Regions from separate parts of the Homo sapiens genome. Here region 1 is linked to region 2. A link is an interaction called in ENCODE POLR2A ChIA-PET data of the cell type or tissue named here. Cell type or tissue: HepG2. All regions are shown on one strand. Each heading gives the region's core, and the rest is flanking DNA. Links, peaks and the distances in the headings are about the cores only. Region 1 has its middle 34 kb from the start of LINC01558. Region 2 overlaps LINC02487 (long intergenic non-protein coding RNA 2487).

Region 1 (2,912 bases), core at 294-2,793, 79 kb before region 2:
TTTGTCAAATGGGGGGAAGTGGGGTCAGCCTCAGCGGCTGTTCTGAGGACAGCAGCAGTGACCACAGCTGCAGGTTTCAGAACAGCATCCGGCACAGAGTGTGCACATTTGCAGGACAGACCACAGGAGAGGCTGTGCTGACCAGTTTATAGGACAGGCCTCACTATCCTGTTGGATGCTGCAGAATCCAGCAGCCTGGTGTCTTGGTTCCTGCTCATTCCAAGTGTCCCTTAGGGACGACCCGTGAGTCCTCTGGGGCTGCATTGTCCTCATCTGGGACCAGGCCTGGCAAAGCCAGCATTTGAGTCTATTCTCACACTGCTAATGAAGACATCCCCAACACTGGGTAATTTATAAGGAAAGAGGCTTAATTGACTCACAGTTCCGCATGGCTGGGGAGGCCTCAGAAAACTTACGATCTTGATGGAAGGGGAAGCAAACGTGTCCTTCTTCACATGGCAGCAGCAAAGAGAAGTGCAGAGTGAAGAGGGGGAAAGCCCCTCATAAAACCATCAGATCTCATGAAAACTCACTCATTATCATGAGAAAAGCATGGAGGTAACTGCCCCATGATTCAATTACCTCCCACCAGGTCCCTCCCACGACACATGGGGATTATGGGAACTACAAGTCAAGATGAGATTTGGGTGGGGACAGCCAAACCATATCAGCCAACGACCAGAGAAGAGGGAAGGAGAAGGCTGGAGGGTCTTATCTTAGCAGGTCCCATGCTCTGTGCAGATGCTGCACACACACCTACCATCCAGGCCACACTACGAGGCTATGCCCACTGTGGGGCTACAGGAAGGCCAATCCTCCACGTGCTGGAGAGAAGAGATTGGATATTGGTGAGCAGCACTGCTTACTAACGCAGCACTTAATAACTATTAGCCTGGAGAAACCCCATCTCCACTAAAAATACAAAATTAGCCGGACGTGGTGGCACATGCCTGTAATCCCAGCTACTCAGGAGGCTGAGGCAGGAGAATCACTTGAACCTGGGAGGTGGAAGTTGCAGTGAGCCGAGATCGTGCCATTGCACTCCAGCCTAGGCAACAAGAGCAAAACTCCATCTCAAAAACAAAATGAAACAAAACAAAACTATTAGCCGTGACTATCCAGGAAAACATTTACTCAGCAGGGGACAGAGGATCATCGGGTATGTCATGTAACATGGATGCTATACACAGGGTCTTTGTTTTAAAATCTGAAGGAAAGTCGAGATTATTTTTGATTTATTTCACTCTATTTTTTGGCTTTCAACTATGTTCTTGTGGGTAGCCACTTTACAGAAGCTCTAGGTAGATCAAGTCCAATAAAAAGAAATGAAGGATGAATGTAGCATTATATAACTCAATTTTAAGATTGTGTTTATTGGCTGTATTGAAAAACCGCAACAGCCATGCGTATTATTTATTGACCAAAGCTGTTTTCCTTTCTTTTGCACCAGATGGAAACACAAAGACTGCATTGTGTGTTGGTGCTCACACTGTCTCCTGGCAGTGGCTGTGTGCTGACACTGGATTTTGCACCGCTGATAACATGATTGAGAAACAGCTCATAGTTTGTCAGGACATTTGCAATGGAGCCTGTCCCAGGAGTGTGAGTTTCACCTGCCATAGAGTCTGTTGCCCGGCTTATGGGAGACTGGATATATCTGGTGATAATTTCACTAATCAATCAATGCAATCAACCCCTTATGCTACTCTTATCCGGGTAATTTATCATGGACATTCCAGTTACTTTCCTTCCATAGGTGAAGTTTATGCTTCACTAGTATAAAACGCAGCATTGTTCAGAACTAAGGTGACATTTAGGAAGGGCAAACAATGGGAAGAAAAGCTTTCCTGGGGGGCGTGTAAGGTTAGCGAGGGGTGGAGATGAAAGGTAGAGGGAGTACAAAGATGGGACCCAGAAGTGGGGGTGAACAGGGAGGCATCTAGGGATGTTTCCTCTTGGTCACAGAAAGATGCCCATCCCGCTTCGGCCTTCTGCGCCAGCCCTCTCTGTGCACACAGCCTAATGCATGTGGTAGCAGGTGCACAGTGTGTGTCCACATCTCTTCTTCTCTTTGCTACCACCCAGCTTGGTCTGCTGCCAAACCAATGGGCTTGTTAGTAATATATAGATGGGTGGATGGAGGGATGGGGGGAGGGAAAAAGGGAGGGAGGCATGGACGGGTGTACAGTGGAGAGCTGTAATCCGGTGTTCTGGGTTGAGAGAGGCTGCATGGCATGGTGACTAAGAGCCAGCCTTTCAGGGCTGCGCAGCCTGAGTTTAAATCCCTGTGCCCAGCATCCTCCCCGTATGGCCCCCTGCCTCAGTCTTTCCAACTGTAAAATGTCAATAATAACGGGCCGTCGTGAGGATTGAGTGAGTTAATCCAGGAGCAGTGCCTGGCTCAGCGTCTGCTGTGCAACCGTGACTATCTCCCCAATCCCTCCTCACTCAGTGGCTGGCCTCCTGGCTGCTTGAGCTTCTGTGGCAGAGCTGGGCTGGAGAACGATCGTGCAGACTCCCATCCAGAGCACACGTCACATGGGCACTGGACAGAGTCCTGGGAACCAGAGAGTCAGCTCAAAGTTTTCACAGTTTCAAAATACTTCCTCACCTCTGACCTCAGCACTCCAAGGCAGCCATGTGGATGCCGGCTCTTGGCAGGGAGTGAATGGAATCTTTAAGGAGCGCTCCAGCCGCCTTGCCCTGGGGCGACCTTGGCTCAGCACACATCCTAATGCTCAAGGCCTTCAGGGCCAGGGTCTTCCCATGAGGCCCCCTCTGTGCATCCATCTGTTCCGCAAGTATTTGTTAAGCACCTACTGTACGCATGTGTGTGGTTTGGGGTCTGCCACCTCTACCTTCATTCTGAGTCAGGTCTTTTCCTATGAAATGTTTATCTTTCTGTTCTGCAC
Region 2 (2,912 bases), core at 145-2,644:
CCTGCTCCACCATGCGAAGATGTGCCTGCTTCCCCTTTGCCTTCCACCATGATTATAAGTTTCCTGAGACCTCCCCAGTCATGCATCCTGTACAGCCTGCAGAACCATGAGCTAATCAAACCTTTTTTCTCTATAAATTACCCAGTCTCAGGTATTTCTTTATAGCAACACAAGAATGGATTAATACAGGTATGTCTTTTCTTTTTAAAATTTGCAAAGTACTATGTTTCAGGTGTTTCTACTTTTCCTAGATGGAGTTGACTCCCATCAGAGCCCTCCTGGACATGAACTCCTGAGTGCCAGAAACAAGATTCATTTAAAGATACAACTGTGAACGCTGCTGACCACATTCCAGCGCAGTGTGGATGTTCAACACCGAAGGGAGGGGACTCGGGCTTGGATCTGCAGCTAGCATTGGATGGACACAGAATCCTGAACTATGCATCGTGCTTTAGCTGCCATGAAAATTGATTTTTTTTTTTTTCAGAAAGGAATGTGCCAATGATGGGACTTAAGCTGGTGAAAACCACGTGGAACGGGATGCTCATGGGACCTGCCCCTTGGAGCTCCAGGCCTCCAGGCCTCAGTGCTGGTTTTCCTAAGTCCTTATTTTCTCCCGTGTTTGGCTGGGGGCTGGTCCGACTTCTCCCTTTGGTGGACTCTCAGTTGTCAAGTGTGAAGTCTTTGAACTGCACACAAGAGTGGGGACAACGTTTCTATCTGCAAATCAAGCAAGCGCTTGGGCGAACATCTTCCCAAGGCAGAGATGAAGAATGGGTACTCTAGGATGCTCCATTTTGGGACAAACGTCTAGTGGGGCCACATTTGCATGGCAACATGCCATTTCCACTTTTTCCGTATTTAGAAGCTTCCCATGGAGCTCCCGCTGACAGGAGCCACTCATGTGCACACTGAGTGGAGGCTCAGAAGGAGGATTTGTCGTAGAGTTGTTTTTCAGAGGCTGGGAGTCAGGGCTGAGGGCCAGCGGGTGGCTCTGCACCCCCATCCCTCCATCCCCTGTGGAATGCCAGGAGTTCTCTTCTCCGTCCCTCATGCGTGATGGGGGACAAATGTCTCCTCACCGGTGACAATAATGACAGGCTTCTGTCCAGAGGCAGGAGGGGGGCCAGTATCATGCACTGAAGAAACTTTCACAGCACAGTTGTCTGAGACAGGGAAACCCACACGCAGACGGCCAGGGGACCTTGACCTCCTTAGCAAACAGGAAACAAAGTGCTCTTGTTCTCAGGCCGGAATGAAGCGGCTGTGCGAACACATCCCAATTGTACATCTGATGCTGACTCACACAGAGCGTTTCCATTTTTAGATTTCAGCTACAGAAGGCAGGAATCCTTTGGACTTGGCCCTTTATCAGTGGAATGGACAGAGGTGAGCAGGCGTGGCCAGCATGGCATTCCCCTAAACTCATCCTGGCACTGTGGCAACTCTTTGAGCAAAATTCCCAGGGATGTTGAGTTTGTTGTCAGCCACAAGTACTTCCGTTAAGGGCCACTAAGGGTTGTGTTCATCAAAACTGTATTTTACAAATATCTAATATGACCAAGTTATGAAAGACTTTCTTTGTTCCAAACAAATTTGGAGGAAATGGACACACTTTGACTCAATTTGTTATCACATTAGAATGCAACATTATGGGCTGGGTGCAGTGGCTCATGCCTGTAATTCCAGCACTTTGGGAGGCCAAGGTGGATGGATTGCTTAGTTCTAGCTACTTTGGAGGCCAAGGTGGGAGAACTGCTTGAGCCCAGGAGGTCAAGGTGACAGCGAACTGAGATTGTGCCACTGCATTCCAGCCTGGGCAAGAGAGTGAGACCGTGTCCCCCCCGACTCAAAAAAAAAAAAAAAAAGAATGTGACATTACACCTCATAATTGGATTGTGGATAATTTCCTTATCTCAAAACAAAATGATGGCAGGAAAATTGCCGAGCTTATTTCTCTTTGATCTGTGGCACTGGCTGGATGGTAGAAGCAGAATGCCACCCTCCATTTAGCTGATGACGATGACCCACATCTCCTTGCCTTCCCAGCAGCTCTCGGTGGGGTCTCTGTTGGGAATGCCTGCTGAGACGGGACCAAGGACGGCTGCAGGATGTGGTGTCTGTGCTCAGCGTCACCTCCTCCCAGGCTCCTGGGAAGCACCTGGTAAGAAAGCCCTTCTGGCCATCGGCCCCAGGGATCAGGAAGACGGCGGCCAGGCTCCCAGCCACAGTGTGGCTCTGTGTATCTCGCGCTGTCCGTTGTTGAGTTAGTTCACAAAACACAGGCACCCTGAGCACAGCTGTGCCTTCTGGACCTGATCCCCTATCTTTGCATGTGGGAAATCCAGGATCCTCCCAGATATTTCTGAGGATATCCATGTTTTGGGGGTGATGGTGAGGGCGGGGAAAGAGGAGACTCATGTTTTTCCAGATGCTTCCTGCCCCAAACTCCAGCTTCCATGAACTTCTGCATCCCTGGTTCTCTGGGCATGACTGTCTTCACCTTTATGGTTCACTCTGTGTCACTGGTGGGCTTTGCTCTGCTTCCTCCTCCCCCAGAGCATCTCCTGACAAAGCCACCATGAGCAAGACCCTCAGAGAAGGTATGAAGATGAGAGGCTGGTGTGAAGAGGCTGCTGTGAAGCAACTATATAGCATCGGGCAGGACATAAGGGGAAATTGTTGCTTTCATGTTCCTTTACCCCCACAGTTTGGATTTCTGCCACAAGGATCACTGTGGTCTTCCTCCCTGGGGCTCACTCCACCTACCCCACACCTCCCACCTCCCCCGTCCTCTCTTGGGGGACTTCCTGAGTTCTCGACAGAGCAGTTTCACTGTCTTCTCTCCACGCTTCCTGGACTGGCCCGCCCATTTTTTTCTATGACCCAGAATTCCTTCCCAAATAAGAGCG

The links. Peaks named below come from ENCODE experiments on the same cell type or tissue, not always from the same donor. Only the 100,000 strongest peaks of a DNase experiment are listed, where the experiment ranks them.
Region 1: POLR2A ChIA-PET joins it to region 2 with 30 read pairs; 4 of 35 experiments call an interaction of 5 or more read pairs at or near these places.

What each region holds. Positions count from the first base shown.
Region 1 is chr6:167,761,076-167,763,987 of GRCh38, reverse strand. No RefSeq gene overlaps it. Among named protein-coding and RNA genes, the nearest start is that of LINC01558, 34 kb to the left of the region's middle. In HepG2, for the core only: no CTCF peak of the experiment used is centred there; DNase peaks (open chromatin) are centred at 1,147, 1,507, 1,977 and 2,547; H3K4me3 peaks cover 858 bases.
Region 2 is chr6:167,681,585-167,684,496 of GRCh38, reverse strand. LINC02487 (long intergenic non-protein coding RNA 2487) reads left to right here. Exons shown (of 7, transcript NR_117092.2): 4 at 252-777; 5 at 1,328-1,389; 6 at 2,050-2,164; 7 at 2,560-2,912. All of the region lies in intron 1 of LOC124901465 (a long non-coding RNA gene), which reads right to left. Among named protein-coding and RNA genes, the nearest start is that of LINC02538, 3.8 kb to the right of the region's middle. In HepG2, for the core only: no CTCF peak of the experiment used is centred there; a DNase peak (open chromatin) is centred at 1,306.